Linked DNA regions of Mus musculus: region 1 is linked to region 2. Evidence: chromatin loops called from intact Hi-C (ENCODE). Cell type or tissue: left cerebral cortex. All regions are shown on one strand.

Evidence for each region. Peaks named below come from ENCODE experiments on the same cell type or tissue, not always from the same donor. Only the 100,000 strongest peaks of a DNase experiment are listed, where the experiment ranks them.
Region 1: it touches region 2 in a loop (2.2-fold over the local background); 6 of 42 quality-filtered maps call a loop at or near these places.

What each region holds. Positions count from the first base shown.
Region 1 is chr12:17,725,205-17,733,204 of GRCm38, forward strand. All of the region lies in intron 1 of Hpcal1 (hippocalcin-like 1), which reads left to right. It overlaps Gm51995 (a long non-coding RNA gene), which reads right to left. Exons shown (of 3, transcript XR_003950241.1): 2 at 7,039-8,000; 3 at 3,276-6,683. Among named protein-coding and RNA genes, the nearest start is that of Gm51995, 8.1 kb to the right of the region's middle. In left cerebral cortex, no CTCF peak of the experiment used is centred here; DNase peaks (open chromatin) are centred at 1,886, 2,926 and 4,192.
Region 2 is chr12:17,786,326-17,794,325 of GRCm38, forward strand. Hpcal1 (hippocalcin-like 1) reads left to right here. Exons shown (of 5, transcript NM_001361645.1): 3 at 1-223; 4 at 1,220-1,325; 5 at 4,782-5,604. The coding sequence ends at 4,879. Among named protein-coding and RNA genes, the nearest start is that of Gm40312, 25 kb to the right of the region's middle. In left cerebral cortex, a CTCF peak has its summit at 3,397 (motif pointing right); a DNase peak (open chromatin) is centred at 5,800.

The sequences.
Region 1 (8,000 bases), 61 kb before region 2:
GGGAGGGAGAGAGAGAAGGGGAGGGAGGGAAAGGAGATGAGAAAGGGAGGGGAAGAAGGGAAGGAGAGAAGAACCAGAGGAGAGCAGGAGGAGGAGGAGGGAGGGGAGGAGGAACAGGAGGGAGAGGGAGTAGAGGGGGAGGGAGAAAGGAGGACATTTTCTTTCCTAAAAAAGGAACTGGAGTTTTAAGATTTGTTTTATTATTTTAATTATGTGCCTGTCTGTGTGTGGGTATGCATTTGTGAGCATAGGTGTCTGCAGAGGCCAGAAGGTCAGATTCCTCCCGAACTGGAGTCACAGGCGTTTGTGAGCTGCCAGCTGAAGGCACCAGGAATCAAAACAGGGACCTCTGCAAGTACAGTGAGTGCTTCTAACTGCTGAGCCATCTCTCCAGCCCTATTTTAATTTCAAACTATGTATATGTACGTATGGGTATATGTGTATGAGTGCAGTGCCCTCAGAGGCCAGAAAAAGACATAAGATCCCTTGGAACTGGAGTTCCAGGCAGCTGCCCCGTGTGGGTTCTGGGAACCCGAATGGGGGCCTCTGCAGGAACAGCCAGTGCTCGTAACTGCTGGGCCGTTGCTCTAGCTTATCAGGTCAACAGTTTAAAAAGAAGGGGAATGTTGGTCCCTTTCGATATTGTTTGTCCCTCCCCTGCCTTTTGTGCCTTCCCTGACAGTGGCTCCCTTACCCACACTAGCTGCACACAGAGGCCCACCCTGTCCCTATAACACACACTTTGGCTAAAAAAGACCACCATCCTGTCTCAGCTTTCTTCCAGGGACAGAGCGACCTGGTGGCAACTCAGACCGACATGTGAAGAACCGACAGTACCATTCATTACCTGCCCCAGGGTGGACAGTGGGCTCTGGAGCTTTCGCTGTCTTGGGCCACGGACACTGGATTGCATATGTCCAGTGCTGGGCTTGTAGGGCCCAGCTGGAGCTGCCTTGATCTAAAGTTGAAGGATAGAAGTAAACCCAGTTCTTGCAAAGGGGACTTTTAGATGCTTATCTAGTGACATCTAAAACCCTCCTGCTACTCCTTGGTGGGGTGTGCTGAGAGAGGGGAGGGAGAACAGGAGGAAGACGGGTCTATGTGAAGGCAGGCTATGCTTTTCCTCAGTACATGGCTCCTGTGCAAGGCTCTCCCCACCCCCACCCCCATGGTCCTCTTGGAGATCTGCACTGCTCTGCTTATGGGGACACTGAGCTGCCTCTCCAGAGGGAGGCTGTGTGGTATCCTGTAGGCACTCCACGAGGAGCGTCTGTATGGAGCATCCTGCGTGGCATATCTTCCTTGGAGAAACCTACATGGAGCTTAGAATCTGTTGTTTTATAACCAGTTGAGCTGTGTGGAAACCAGGCCTGAAGCTTCCCCCATTGCAAGCTAAACCAACCACAAACCAGGCAGCAAAGCCACGTGAATGATTAAGTACCACAGTGAACTCACCGCCCTGAGGCTTTGATCTCCCAGGCTCCTGTTCCTGCACACAGCACCAGGGGACATCGCCTTGGATGTTGACTCTAGCACAGCCATCTTGGGACCAGCTAAGCTGTCTGTCAGGGAGTGGTGGTGGTTAAGGCTGAGCCAGGACTAATTATATAACAGAGCCTGGATCTCAGGCCCCACCTGGGCAGGCCATTTGACAGTAAGGGAACCCAAATACCTTGGATTGGCACAGAGCCTGTTTATTTAGGAAGTGAGAAAAGGTACACATCTGCTCAGCGGTGCAAAGGCAAGCCAAGTTCCTAAAGTCGCCCAGCCATTGTCTTGGTGGAATTGTGGAATAGCTTCTTGGATGTCACTCTTTCAGGCCCTGAAATGGAGCCTTGTGCAAAGAAATGAGAATAATGACCCAGGCGTCCCAGCCCCCATTGTACCATCTGGTGGCTCAGAAATCTTTTATAATCAAATGAGTAAGGAGACTTCTCACACTTCACACTGTCTGTCTGCGTGCTCTTTCTCTTTCTCTCTCTCACATGCATGCGTGCTACACGAACGCAGAATCTGAAGCAACAGCCACTGGGAACATTTTTTTTTTTTTTTTTTTTTTTTTTTTTTTGCTGTGTTTTGGAGGCTTTTCTATGTTGCCTGGGTGGGTACACAGATGGTATGTTTAGCCAAAGCATGAGGGGTAATTTGGAAATAAATGGAAGTTTGAGTCTGTGGACACATCTGATGCATTTGTGTGCTCTGTGTATATGTCTGGGTCCGTGTGACAGACAACCAAAGCTTGTATGCCTTGGGGTCCTTAGGCCTCTGGGTTGGAACATGGCTGACACTCACCTGGCAGTCTTTGACCTTCTTGGGAGTAGGTAGGCCAGAGGAGTAGTGATCGTGACCGGTAATGAGAACACAGTGTCCCAAGTAATGGCAAAAGAAGCTTTAACCCCGGGAGGAGATGGACGGGGTCAGACCCAGCCCGCTTCAGGCTTTTTGAAGCCCACAGGCCTTTTCAGGGCCGGCCTGGATCCCTAGGGAGACAAGCCCTCATCTCCAAATTTGAAAATGTCTGCCTACCTCCACGTCTACCCCTAATTGGTGCCAATTCTGTCCACTTGGCCATTTAAGCAAAACAAATCTCCACGTAGCTTGGAGTCGACCCTTATCAGGAGCCGGTCAGGGTGTGAACGGGCTGTGCTGTTGGGCAGCTGGCCAGCCAGGTTAACAGCCTCAGACTGGGGCTGGTGGTGTGTCCTTGTGCTGGCAAATGCTAGTGTGGTATGCTCAGGACCTCACAGACTGAGTTTCCACCGTGACAAGGGATGAAACCAGCACCCAGTCTCTCTTCCCTCTCCCCGCTCTTCCCTGCTACTTTTCTACTTCTATTACAGCTCTCATGCCCCAGGCAGCCAGGAAGTCTCCCCTCCCTTCCCCCTCTTTCTGGTGGGGCTCAGGACCTCTCAGAGATGGGAGAGTTTAAACACGTGTTCTCTCCCTCTCTGCACCCCACCCACCTTTGGCTTGCAGACTGCTGCAAGCTGTTTTCCTCCCCAGAAGAACACTGCAGCAGAAAGCAGTAAACACTCCGGAGTCTCCCAAACACTCGCTCAGTTGGCTAGAGTGCCGCCACCGGTAGACGGGTAGATGCTGCTCAGGTGAGTTCAGCTTCATGGGTAGTGTAGGTGCCACTCAGGGAACAGGAAGGTCTTTGGGTCTGGGCGCTGGACGAATGAATGTTCTTTGGGACTTATTTATCTGCTTCTTGCCATGTCACAGTGCTGTGTGGGGGTCTGGTAGAACTTCCATAGGAATCCCATGGAGGTAGTAGAAGTGGGATAGAAAAGGTTTTTTCCTGCGCTGGTGAGTCACAAGGATTTCATGAGTGAAATATCCTTCCCTTTACTTCACAGTGGTCCCCATAACATTACTGTCGTAACATTGGGTCCCAAGTATGAACCACAGTACTGTGCAAATGGTGGCAGGGAGGAGGAGACACAGTTTAAAAACTATGCCGAGCCTGGAGAGATGGCTCTGCAGTTAAAGGCTGGACTCACAACCAAAATGACAAAGCCTCAATGTCCACTGATCTACCAACCCTTCTTTTGAAGTGCCTTCCATTGCCCTGGGCTTCCGGGATCTGATTTGGAAGAGTGGGGAGTTGTCATCCCCAGTGAAAGCTCTGCTTTCAGCCCCCCACCCCCCTCAGACTTTCTGGAACTTTCTGCTAGCCCCTATCTTCTTAGGTAAAAATGCATCTCTGTCTCCTCCATGTCATCTGGCTTTTTATTCTTCCCTGGGGACAGGAGGTGGTATGGGAACCCTTGCCCCAGGCCTCCTCTGTGGTATTGGATATCATTAGGTACATTGTCACATCAGCTTAATATTTAGTCCCTAGGTTCCGCATCGATGCCTCTCGGTTGATTCACACAAGGCTCAGTGTAGCAGTCTGCTTCAAACATTAAAACTATGGTCCTAGGGATGGGGAAGGAGGGACAGGGGCAGGGCCACCTCAGAGTCCAGCTTAGGGGTGTCCTGGCCAGTCACCCAAGTGTGTGTTCCTTCCTGCTTTGATCCAGTTTTGAGATGTCTGTTGTAAGTCTAGCTGGTGCCGGGGTTGGGAAGGGGAAGGCTACGGATTAAGAGCCAGCGAGGCAGACTAGTATCCAGCAATTTTGTACACTCTAAGCAGCAACATTGGGTTTCTTTTTAAAGCAATCTGGATTTTGGCCACCTCCCAGGAAATCCGGATGTGTGTGGCGAGATGTGGCTCACGCCTGTTTGGTCTAGTAGTCCGGCTTCTTTGCCAGAAACTCTCTGTGAAGTTCCCAGCAGCTGGGCCGCAGAGGTACATGAAAGGCCTATCCAAATTCCAGGCAAATGAAAGAATCTGTGTCATCACTGATACACTCCTGATGACAGCAGCTACCTGGGTGCCTGGTCGCTCTCTGCTGCTGTTCTGTGTGCGTCTTTCCTTTGCATTTTGCTGTTACTGCGCCTAGGAATTTTCTTGGCTCCTATGACGCAGCTGACCATGGCAGTGGATGTTCCTGAATTTCTTCCCATTATTACTGTGTCGGATTGGAATGCAAATCTTAAAAAAGAAATTTTATCATGGTTTTCCACTACTATAAAAGTAGTAACAAGCCAGGCATGGTGACTCATGTCTATACTTCTGCTGCTCAGGAGGCTGAGACAGGAGGTTTGCCATGACTTCTAGGCCAGCCTGGCCTACAGTGTCTGACTGCCATCCTTCAAAAAGGAAAAAAACGGGCTTTGGGATATGGCTCAGTTGGTAGAGTGAGTGCCTAGCATGCACAAGGCTCTGGGTTCAAACCTCAGCCCGTCACATACCTGTCTTGATGATGTATCCCTGCAATGTCAGCATTTGGGAGGTAGAGGCAGGAGAATCAGAAGTTCAAAGTTCAAAGAAAAGAAAAGAATAAGGTTGGACTCCCATTTCATCCTGTATAAAAGAATTAACTCAAAATATACCAAAAACCTACATATAGTGGCTAAAACTAGAACACTCCTAGGAGCTAAATGAGCAAGTCTTGACCTTGAGTTAGACCATGACTTCTTAGATATGATTCAGAAAGAACAAACATCGCAAGATAATGCAGTTGCCTTTCAAAGGACACTGGGAAGAACTTGAAAAGAGGCGGGAGAAGAGAAGAGCCAGACTGCAGGCAAGATCATTCTAGACTTATATCTGGAATGTGCAAAGAGCTCTTACAGCGCAGTAGCAAAAGACTCTCACAGAAAACATCGGGCAAGGTACTTCTGTTGGTACTTTTCTCATTGCTCTCACAAAAGGAGAAAAGAAGAAAGGATGGCGCCAGGAGCCTGAGGTGTCTGGTCACACTGCTACACAGTCAGGAAGGGATGGGGACATCCTGGTGCTCAGCTTACTCTCTCCCTCTTATTCAGTCCAAAATCCTAGCCTACGGAATGGTGGCCCCACATTTAGGGTGGGTCTTCCCTTTGTTTTCTAGGTGATTCTAGATCCCATCAAGTTGATAATCAATGTTAGCCATTTCTTAAAGAATTCATAAAAGGACCATGAGCACGTGACCTCCCAGAATCACCTGTCATGAGAGGCATGTAATCTGAGACCACCATAAAGGGCCCTGCCATACCCACCAAGACCCTGAGAATGTCAGGCAGATGCAGTATAGGGGTGGATGTGGGGACAACGGAACCCTTGTCCACTGCTAAAAGCAATGCGAAGAAAAGGAAGCAATCATAGGAGATGGCAGGCTGTGTCATCCCGCTTCCATGAAATCTTCAGAGCAAGGTGCTCCATAGAGAGAGTATGGGCATGCATGGTTACCTGGGATGGTGGTCGGAGGGAAATTGGTCGTAAGATTTCATTTGGTGTGTGTGTGTGTGTGTGTGTGTGTGTGTGTGTGTGTGCGCGTGTGTGAAACATACTGTTGTCATACATACAGAGGTCAGGACAACTTGTGAGAACTTGTGAGAGTCGATTCTCTCTCCCCCATGTAAGTCCTGGTGGGACTGAACTCAGGTCTCAGGCTTGATAGGCCAAGCATCATTATCATCATCAAGGCATCTTTCTGACCCAGGTATGACATTTCTTAGGAGGGAGACAAACATGTTCTAAAGCATATGGTGGTGATGACCATGAGGACCTCTGACAACTGGGCTCCATAGGTGGACACGTGAAGTGTGTGCTGAGCAAGCTGTTCCTCAGTGGAGATGTATGTTAGTCCCACCTTGTTGTGACAAGACACCTGGCAAGAGGAGTTTCTAGAAGGAAGGGTTTATTCTGGCTCAGGGTTTGAGGGGACCCAGTCCCATAGCTGTGGGGAGTCAGGAAGCATGGAGATGCATACTGCTACTTGGCTCCTATTTGTCTTTTCATTCACTCTGGGCCTCCATCTAAGTCAGTGGTTCTCAGTCAGGGGCAGGGGTGGGGGTGTTCAAACAACTCTTTCACAGGGGGACACCTAAGACCATTAGGATTACATAGATATTCACATTAGGATTCATAACAGTAGCAATGAAAGTAATGGTATGGTTGGTGGGGGGATGTCATCACACCGTGAGGAACCGTATGAAAGGGTCGCAGCATTACGACGGATGAGAACCACTGATGTAGATCATAGGATGGTGTAGCCCTCATTCAGGATGGGCCTTCCCTCCTCAGTGAACCTCTCTGAAGGTGCCTTCATAGACACTCACTCCGGGCTTTGTCTCCTAGGCAGTTCCCAACTCTGCTTGACAGTGAGGATTGATCAACACAGGCTGTTATTTTAAAACGCCAAGAACTTAACACAGGAGCTCTCCTTGTGTTTTTCCTTCCCCAGCGCACATTTCAGTGGCAAGAGCTTTCCCTCAGTGTCCCCCCATCCCTACCCCCACCCCGCCCAGCCAGTCTGGGACCTTCCTTTCTTCCTTTCCAGTCCCAAGGAATCTACTCAGAAGGCACCTTGCCCGCCACCCACATATCACTAGTGTTTGCACTGCAGTCTTAGATCTCTTTAGCTCTCCTCACGTGCTGCTTTCCCACTGGAAACTGTCCAGAGGTGAACTAACTGTCCCAGAACCAGGTGACTGCGTTTCCATTACCTGCTACACACCAGTGGCTTTGCAAGCTGGGGCAAGATCCAGGCCCTGCTTCCTCAGCAGCCACGGCCATCCCAGAAGTTCATCCTTTGCTATCTGAGCATCAGGTGAGCGGGAGAAACCCCAGAAAACAATCCAGGGTAGGAGCAGAAGGATGGGAGCTCGGAGCCTGGTGCTTCCCCAGGAGGCAGGGCCTCTGGAGTCTCAGTGTTGCCGTGGTCCTCTGTCCAGATGTCAATCATTACAGCCTTCTGTATATTAGAGTGAAACAAAAATAATCTGCTGTCCCCTGTCTAGCTAGGGCGCTCTATAGTAGTGAATTCTGTTCTTCATCTGTGGAGTGGGTTGGATCCTTTAGTGACCTGCTCTGGTCAGCAAGAAAGCGAACTTTGAAAGCAGGTTGAGCTTTGGGCTGGGTTAAGATGAGGACAACCCTCATCCCAGCTCCTACTGCAGGGGTGACACTGACAACACATTTTCAGCCCCGCTGTCCTAATGGACTTTGGAAGGGCCACCTCTGCCTTCCACACTCACCTCCTCATCTCTCATATGGGAAGGACTTCTGCCCCTGCCCATTTTGTGGCCAGAGAGCCCACAAGTGTTTCTGCGAGTTATGTGAGCACAAGTCTTCTGCTCCATGTTTCAGATGCCAGTGATGACTCTGAAACGGGGTGGCTGGCTTGCACTGGACTCCACAGAGAAGGCCATGTTTTCTAAATCAAGAATGGTCTCAGGCATGTCCAGTGGGTGCTTTATCAGCGAGGTTACCCCCCATCCCTGCCCTGCTCCTCAACAACTTTCTAGAGTTTGAGTGAGAGCCAAAATACAATTAAAAGAAACAGAACTACGTTAACTTACAGGGCTGGAACAAACTCAGAAGTGTGGAATCTTAAGGCCCCACAAGGCATCCCCAGGAGAGCCTTGGAAACCGGTTTTCCTTGTTCTTTGGGGATGGGAGCCCCTGG
Region 2 (8,000 bases):
CGCCAACTTCTTCCCCTACGGCGATGCCTCCAAGTTCGCTGAACACGTCTTCCGCACCTTCGACACCAACAGCGATGGCACCATCGACTTCCGGGAGTTCATCATTGCTCTGAGTGTGACCTCTCGGGGCAAGCTGGAACAGAAGCTCAAGTGGGCCTTTAGCATGTACGACCTGGACGGCAATGGCTACATCAGCCGCAGTGAAATGCTGGAGATAGTGCAGGTACCGGCACTTGGCAGGGCCAGGAGTGTGGGGTACACAGAGAGCGCAGGGATCCAGGACCCCCATCCCGGACCCCATAAACCAGGTCATTCCTTGGCCCACTTGCTGGTGTACAGGAGTGGAGGTCTTTGCAGAGAGTAACAATAAAAGCCAAGCATCTATTGATTGCTTGCTGGACATCAGGCCCCAGCTGAGCTCATCTGTAAGGTTTATTCACACAATTCTATGAAACAGGTCTTGTGGCCTTGTGGTCTTGTGGCAGCCTAGCTAAAATGGTAAGCCCCAGCCGGGTTCAGTGAGAGAGAGAAAAGGGAAGATTGTGAACACCGGTATTGCTGTTTGGCCTCTGCAAGGGTAGGTGTTCATCTGCACACATGTGTATAACATACACACATTAGCCGTCTATAGGGCTTCCTATAGAACGACACAGTAAAGGATGAGTCAGCAGTCAGTTCTTCACAGGAGCGATGCTTATGTGCACCCTGCATCCTTCCTGCTCCATGCTCTAAACCATCTCTGTATTTGGTCCAGTGAGCTGACTCTGTGGGTAAAGGTGAATGCTACCAAGCCTGGCAGCCTGGGTTCGATCCCTAAGACCCACATGGTAGGAAAAGAGAACCAGGGTCCACAAGTTGTCCTCTGCAGATTCAGGACCCATGGGGTGGGCAGGGCTCACTGTATTTCCCCTTTGACCTTCCCTCTGGGCTTCCCCAGCTCCCCACCAAAGATCCTTTTTCAGACAGAGCTATGCTCTCCCCACCACCCCCACTCTCCCAGCTCAGGAACCCTCCATTCTTCTACGCCCCAGCTGTATCCTGTTCTCTTGAACGTCACTTAACCTTTCCTGGCTCCCTTTGCCCAGCACCTTGTCTGTGAGACTTGTTCTGATGAGAGAAGGGTCCTGACTCTGCCCTGTCCATGCTCCTTGGTTAGCTGAGCGAGGACCATAACTCACCCTCCATCCTCCAGAGCACACTCACAGATGCCCCTTTGCAGGCCATCTACAAGATGGTGTCCTCCGTGATGAAGATGCCTGAGGACGAGTCCACGCCCGAAAAGCGAACAGACAAGATCTTCAGACAGATGGACACAAACAATGATGGTAGGAAACATGTCAGGAGTGAGCAGGTGGGGTGGGAGGAGGGGTTAGGAGAGGGGATGGGGGTGGGGAGAAGGGAGCAGATGTACCTGTGAAACTGTTGATGACACACAACACCCTGTGCCCTATGCAGCACTGCCCCTTTCCAGCCCACTTGATTCAGCTCTCCTGAAGGGAGGGAGACTAGAATTCAGGGTTAGGGGCACCTAGCCTGCAATCTGAACCCTTCCAATGGCTTTATAACCATGGGCATGTCAGTAGACCCTCTGAGCTGTAGTCTTCATCCGTGTTGTCTGTCTGAGTTAGGGTTTCCATTGCTCTGATGACACACCATGGCCACAAGCAACTTGGGGAGAAAAGGGTTTATTCATTCACAGTTTCCACATAACAGTTCATCATCAAAAGCAGTGAGGGTTGGACTCAAACAGGGCAGCAACCTGAAGGCAGGAGCTGATACAGAGACCATGAAAGGGTTGCTGCTTACTGGCTTGCTCCCCATGGCTTGCTCAGCCTGCTTTCTTATAGAACTCAGGATCACTAGCCCAGGGTTGTACCACCTACAATGGGCTGGGCCCTCCTCCATCAATCACTAGTTAAGAAAATGCCTTCTGGTCAGACATGGTGGCACTTGTCTTTAATCCCAGCTCATAGGAGACAGGAGGCTTTCTGTGAGTTCAAGGCTAACCTGGTCTAAAAAGTGAGTTCTAGGACAGTCAGGGCTGTTACATAGAGGAACCCTGATTAAAAAAACATAACAAAACAAAAAAGGGGGGATGGAGAGAGAGAGAGAGAGAGAGAGAGAGAGAGAATGAATGAATGAATATGCCCTATAGGTTTTCCTGCAGACATTTTATAGAGACATTTTCTCAAGTGAGGCTTCCTCCTCCCTGATAACTAAAGCTTCTGTCAAGCTGACATAACATTAGCACATGTTGACAGAAGGAGTGGTCTTACTATTTCTACAAGTATATATGGGAAGGGGAAGCAGGTGTACTGGTGGCTGAGAGGTGAGACACTGTGAATCAAGGGGCTTTGAGTCTTGGGATTCTGAGAGGCCGCCCAGGCCATCATCCTGGGATGTGAGGCACCTCGGATGCTCATGGGGTTCATCAAGCATAGAAGCCTCATCTGCCTGTGGTCATCGTATCTAGGACTGTGAGGTCCTACCACAGCTGCAAAACAGCAGGTCTCAGGAGGAGGCAAGGTGGTGAGAGGTCACCAGGACATGCCCTGTGTCCTCCTGTGCCTTGGCTGAGTTTCTCACAGGACCTCAGCAAGGGTGAGGTAGCTGCACGGTGAGTTGATCCTGCCCGTCCGTGACTTTGTAGAGCCAAGAGTGATTGGCTTTTGTTCCAACACGAAATGCAGCATTTAGGCAAGAAAAGGCTCCCCGGGTTGCGCTGAAATTAAATGTACGCAAATGCACAGGAAAGAGCAGTGAACAGCCTCCAGTGCTCTGTGCAGGTGAGCTGAGGACAGGGCTCAGCGGGACTCAAGGCTCCCGTGGAACTGTAGACAGCAAAAGCTTTCCAGACATCAAGGAAATGCTTTTCAAAACATGTCCACACACAAAGTAATGCAGCCTCTTGCCTGGTGCTGCCTTTCAGCCATTTTCTAAAGTGTTCTTTACTCTCTTGTGTACCGTGACATGGAGGCTTGTGTTCCAACAGACCAAACTGAGGCTTGCCCACTTCCCAGGCCTGTCTTTCTTCTCCGTGAAATGGGGATAAGCCCACTTGAGTGGGTGTGAGGCTAAAGTAGCACTATGCTGGTGGGACACTTAACATGGAAGGCCATTGTTTCTGATTGTCAAAGTCAGGACCTTCACCAGTTTCAAAATGGAGACCGTGTCCCCACTGTGCACTTGTCCAATTGTTTGTGTCTGGCTATGGAGGCCACTGAGCACATAATCTTTCCTGTAAGCCATGGGCCACTTGCTAGCACTCAAGAGATGAGAAGTCAGGGCTTTCAGAGAAACTGGTACAGAATAGGACTAGAATAGGACAGCAAAGGTGGATAGCTCTCAACATCTGAAGCTGGCAAGAGTCTACACTAGGGGGCGCTGTGATAGTTTTAACTGTCAACTTGACTCAGTTTAGAATCACCTCAGAAGTCATTAAGATTTAGTATTTATTTTCTACATGAGGGTTTGCCTGAATGCATGTTTGTGTAAGACATTAGAGGCCAGGAAAGGGCACTGGGTCGCCCTGGAACTGGAGTTACAAATGATTGGGAACCACCCTATGGATGCTGGGAACTTTATCCAGGACCCTCTGCAAAAGCAGCAACTGCTCTTAACTGCTGAGCCATCTCCCAGCACTAGAGGAGTCTTTTTTGCTTGTTGGTTTGTTTTTTAGAGACAAGGTTTCCCTGTGTAGCCCTGGCTGTCCTGGAACTTGCTGTTTAGACCATGTTGGCTTCAAACTCAGAGATCCACCAGTCTGCCTCCTGAGTACTGGGATTAAAGATGTGTGCCACCACTGCTCAGCTCAGAAGAATCTTAATGAAGAATTATCTAAATCAGTGGTTCTCAACCTATGGGTTCCAACCCCTTTGGGGAATCAAATGAACTTTTCCCAGAGGTGGCATAAGCCCAACAGAAAACACTAATATTCAGATTCAGATTCATAACAATAGTGTAATCACAGTTATGAAGTAACAGTGAAAATAATCTTTTGGTTGAGGGTCACTACAACACAAGGAACTGCATTAAAGGGTCACAGCATTAGGAAGGCTGAGAACCATCAATCTAGATCATGGTAGCCTATGAGTATGCCTGTTGGGGGTTGTGTTGTTGGTTAATTGATGTGGGAAACCCCATTACTATTCTCTAGACAGGGGGCCTGAACAGTGTAATAAAGGGAAAAGAAGAGTATCAGAAAAAAGTGCAGAGTATCATTATGAGCCAGGTGCTCATACCTCTATTCTCTCTGCCCTGTGAGGTTTTAAAGCCTTGACTTCCTGAAGTGATGAACTGTAACCTAGAAGGAAACCAAAGAAAACTTCCTGCCTTAAGTTGCTTTTAGTTAGGGGATTTTTATCACAGTAACAGAAATGTAATTTGACCTGCAGCCATAATTTGTCCTGTCTCCCCAGCTGCCCCAGATCGTGGTGGCTCTCCAGGTCTCTAAGTGTGGCTAGCAGCTTACTTCATGCCATAGAGTTCATTACCAAACCTCATGACTTTTGCTCCATCCCCACGACCTACACCTTGAAAGGAAAACCTGCTCTTACAAGTTGTCCTCTGACCACATGTGTGCCTCAACATGGCATGTGTGTATGTGACAGGAGGAGAGTGAGAGAGAGAGAGAGAGAGTGAGAGAGAGAGAGAGTGAGAGAGAGAGAGAGAGAGAGAGAGAGAGAGAGAGAGAAAAGACTGGACATTGTCCATTTTCCAGAGGGCTCCAGACTTTAAGCAGAGCACTGACTAATCCTACATCTCCCGCTTCCATCCCTCAGGCAAACTGTCCCTGGAAGAATTCATCAAAGGTGCCAAGAGCGACCCATCCATTGTCCGGTTGCTGCAGTGTGATCCCAGCAGTGCTAGCCAGTTCTGAGGGGAATGGGCTTTTGGACATTTGTGAGAAACACAGGCTTGGCCTGCCATGTTCAGCTTTGCTTGTAAAAGTGGATTCCTCCGTGATCTCTCCTGCTCTCCCAGGACCTGGGTCCAGGCAGCAATCGCACCCTCCTGACCTGGCCAACTGTGGCTTCCTCCTCCTCCAGTTCAGGCTGGCTCCTTCCAATGGTTCAAGTGTTCTCGGCTGTAGGGCTCCTTCCTGCCCACAGAGGGCCTGGCGGCCCTTAAGGACACCAGACAGGACTTTTCAGTATCTTACCAAGACCAGCTAATTTATTCTATGATCCCAGATGACTTTGTGAGGATGAAAAAGATGGAGAGTAGACAGGCAAGCCCTTCCTGTGCATGGCTCCACCTCCCTTGTTCATTTTCTCTGACCAAAGCCGCTTGCATGTATATACCGTGGTATCCTTACTTTTAATATATGAGTTATATGTACGGTGAGATGGACTATAATGTTCAGCCCCTGTATTTAATGCCTCTGACTGCCTTTGAAGCATGGTCCCCTGTGGCCTGTGATTCCCCCCACCCCCAAGTCTGGCTGTGCTGTGATATTTATGCATTCATGATTTGCCTGATTCCACAGGAGATACATGCATGCCCAGGGCTGTGGACATCTGCCTCCGTCCTGTAAATGCAGGTGTTTCTGTGTGCTCTGTCCTTCCTGTCGATTGGTCTGGCATATTAAAATGATCAAATAAACCAAGGTCTGTGAGTTTCCTGTGTTGCAGCATTCACCCTGTTCATGGTGAATCCTGAGCAGAAGTGGGTCCCTCTTCTAACTGCCACTATGTCTAAATACATTCTATGCCTGTTCTACAATATCTGCCTAATGCCAAGAAAGCCTTGTGAAAATATAGGATGACTGTTCTTGGCAGGTCTGACTGTGACACGCTGCCTCCCTCCCCACTCCTTCTGTGGTTTAATCAGCAAGGTAGCAGGAAAGCCAACTTCAAGAGAAAGGAGTAGGGTCAGCAGCAGCAGCAGTGAGGGGGAAGACCTGGGCTCTCATTATCCTCTTCTGTGATCATGCCTATGTCTGGTCCCTAAAAGTGCTTCCATCATGAAGATGTTTACCTCTTGTACCCAGAAGTCATCAGGAACCAATATGTATCTCCCGATTCCCATGTCCCCCATGTCTTAGTTAAGGTTCCTGGTGCTGTGATGAGACACCAGGAACAATAGCAATTTGGGGAAGAAGTGTCTTATTTCACTCGCAGTTGATAGAACAGTTCAGCAACAGTGAGGGCAGGAACTCAAGCAAGATCAGTATGTTCTCTTAATTGCTGAGCCGTCTCACCATCCTGGCTTGCTTTCTTACACAGCCAAGAGATGGCACTACCCACATCAGTCATTAATCAAGAGAATGCCCTCACAGACTTGCCTACATGCCAGTCTGATGGAGGCATTTTCTCTGGAGTTTGTGTGCTTGGTTTTGGATTTTATTTTTTATTTTTTGAGACAGGCTTTCATACAGGTTTGGATGGTTTAAAGGTCAATATGTAGATGAGCTGGCCTCAGACTCAAGGAGATCCACCTGCCAAGGCTTTTCTCAACTGGGGTTCCCAGATGACTCCAATGAGGCTGCACCTTTTCCAATGGCCTCCTGGCCTTGCTTCAGGGACTCTGACCCTGCTATATGGTGCCAAACCTCAGTTTCTCCTTATGACACCCCTGACTCTGCAGCTTTCATGCTGCCAAAACCACTACACTATGGGAAACACATAACCAAGTTCAGCTGCCAGCCTGAGATGCAGCCTTGCCCCTGTCTGGAGTCCAGCTGCTGCATGCTTGACCCTGGAGAAGGGCTTCCCAGAGGAAGTCACCTCGCTCAATGATGCTGCTCTCTCCTAAGTCACAACTGATTTCTCTACCCCAAATGACCAATATTGTCTCACAAAGCAAATGTTTGCTTCAGTGGTGCTAGTCTCTTGTTAATCATAGCTGGTTCTTCAGTCTCAGCTGATCAGAACCACAGGCTCTGAATATACAGTGTCACACAGATGGCCCTCTGCTTCCCTCTGAGAAGAACACATGCCTACACATACATACACATACATACATATTACTGCACATACTCAATGCACACAGCTAATTGATCAATTTTTAAAAAGAAAATGTTGACCAGGCAGCATACACTTTTGGTTCCAGCACTGAGGAGACAAAGGCAGATGGATCTCTGTGAGTTTGAGGCCAACCTGGTCTACAGAGTGAGTTCCAGGACAGCCAGGGCTACATTGGAACATAGAAAACCTGTTTCAAAAAAGAAGGGAGTGGAAGGTGGTCTGCACTGCGCTGTGCTGGGCTAGACTGGTAGGCAGTCATAGGCCACACAGACAACGCTGAGGCAGAAGCATGAAGAAACCTGAACCTCTCCAATGAGCGTGGGGATGAAGCAGGGGAAGGGGTAGATATGGAGAAAGATCTTGAATGTATGGAACAGCTGAGAATTTAGTCAGAGAGGAGTCCATGCCAGCCTTTCCCCACTCAGTGGGCTCCACACACAGCAAGGCCATTGGCCCTCCTGCTTAAAGTCACAGAACCTATAGGTTGAGCTTCAGAGAGAGCAGTCTGAAGATGTTCAGGAAGCACCCACTGAGCACCTGTCCTGGTGAGCACTGGAGACTCTGAGATTGGCCAGACATTGTCTTTGCTCCCACCTCACCTCAAGGAGAAAGGTGCTGTTGGCTAGAAGGTGTTTTAGATTTTGGACAGAAACGGTCCCTCAGGGCCAAACAGGGCATGTGCCTTGGCTAATGTCACCCAGCAAGTTCAGGTTCACATATTCAAATAATGGAGAGTAAGAGAATGGATGGATGTGTCTGCACAGTCTCTCTCTCTCTCTCTCTCTCTCTCTCTCTCTCTCTTTCAAGATTGATTTATTTTTTATATGTAAGTACACTGTAGCTGTCTTCAGACACCCCAGAAGAGTGCATCACATCTCATTACAGTTGGTTGTGAGCCACCATGAGGTTGGCTGGGACTTGAACTCAAGACCTTCAGAAGAACAGTCAGTGCTCTTAACCACTGAGCCATCTCTCCAGCCCAGGGAGTCTTCTTAAATGGGGAACCCAAAGATACCCAGGATTTGAGAGTAC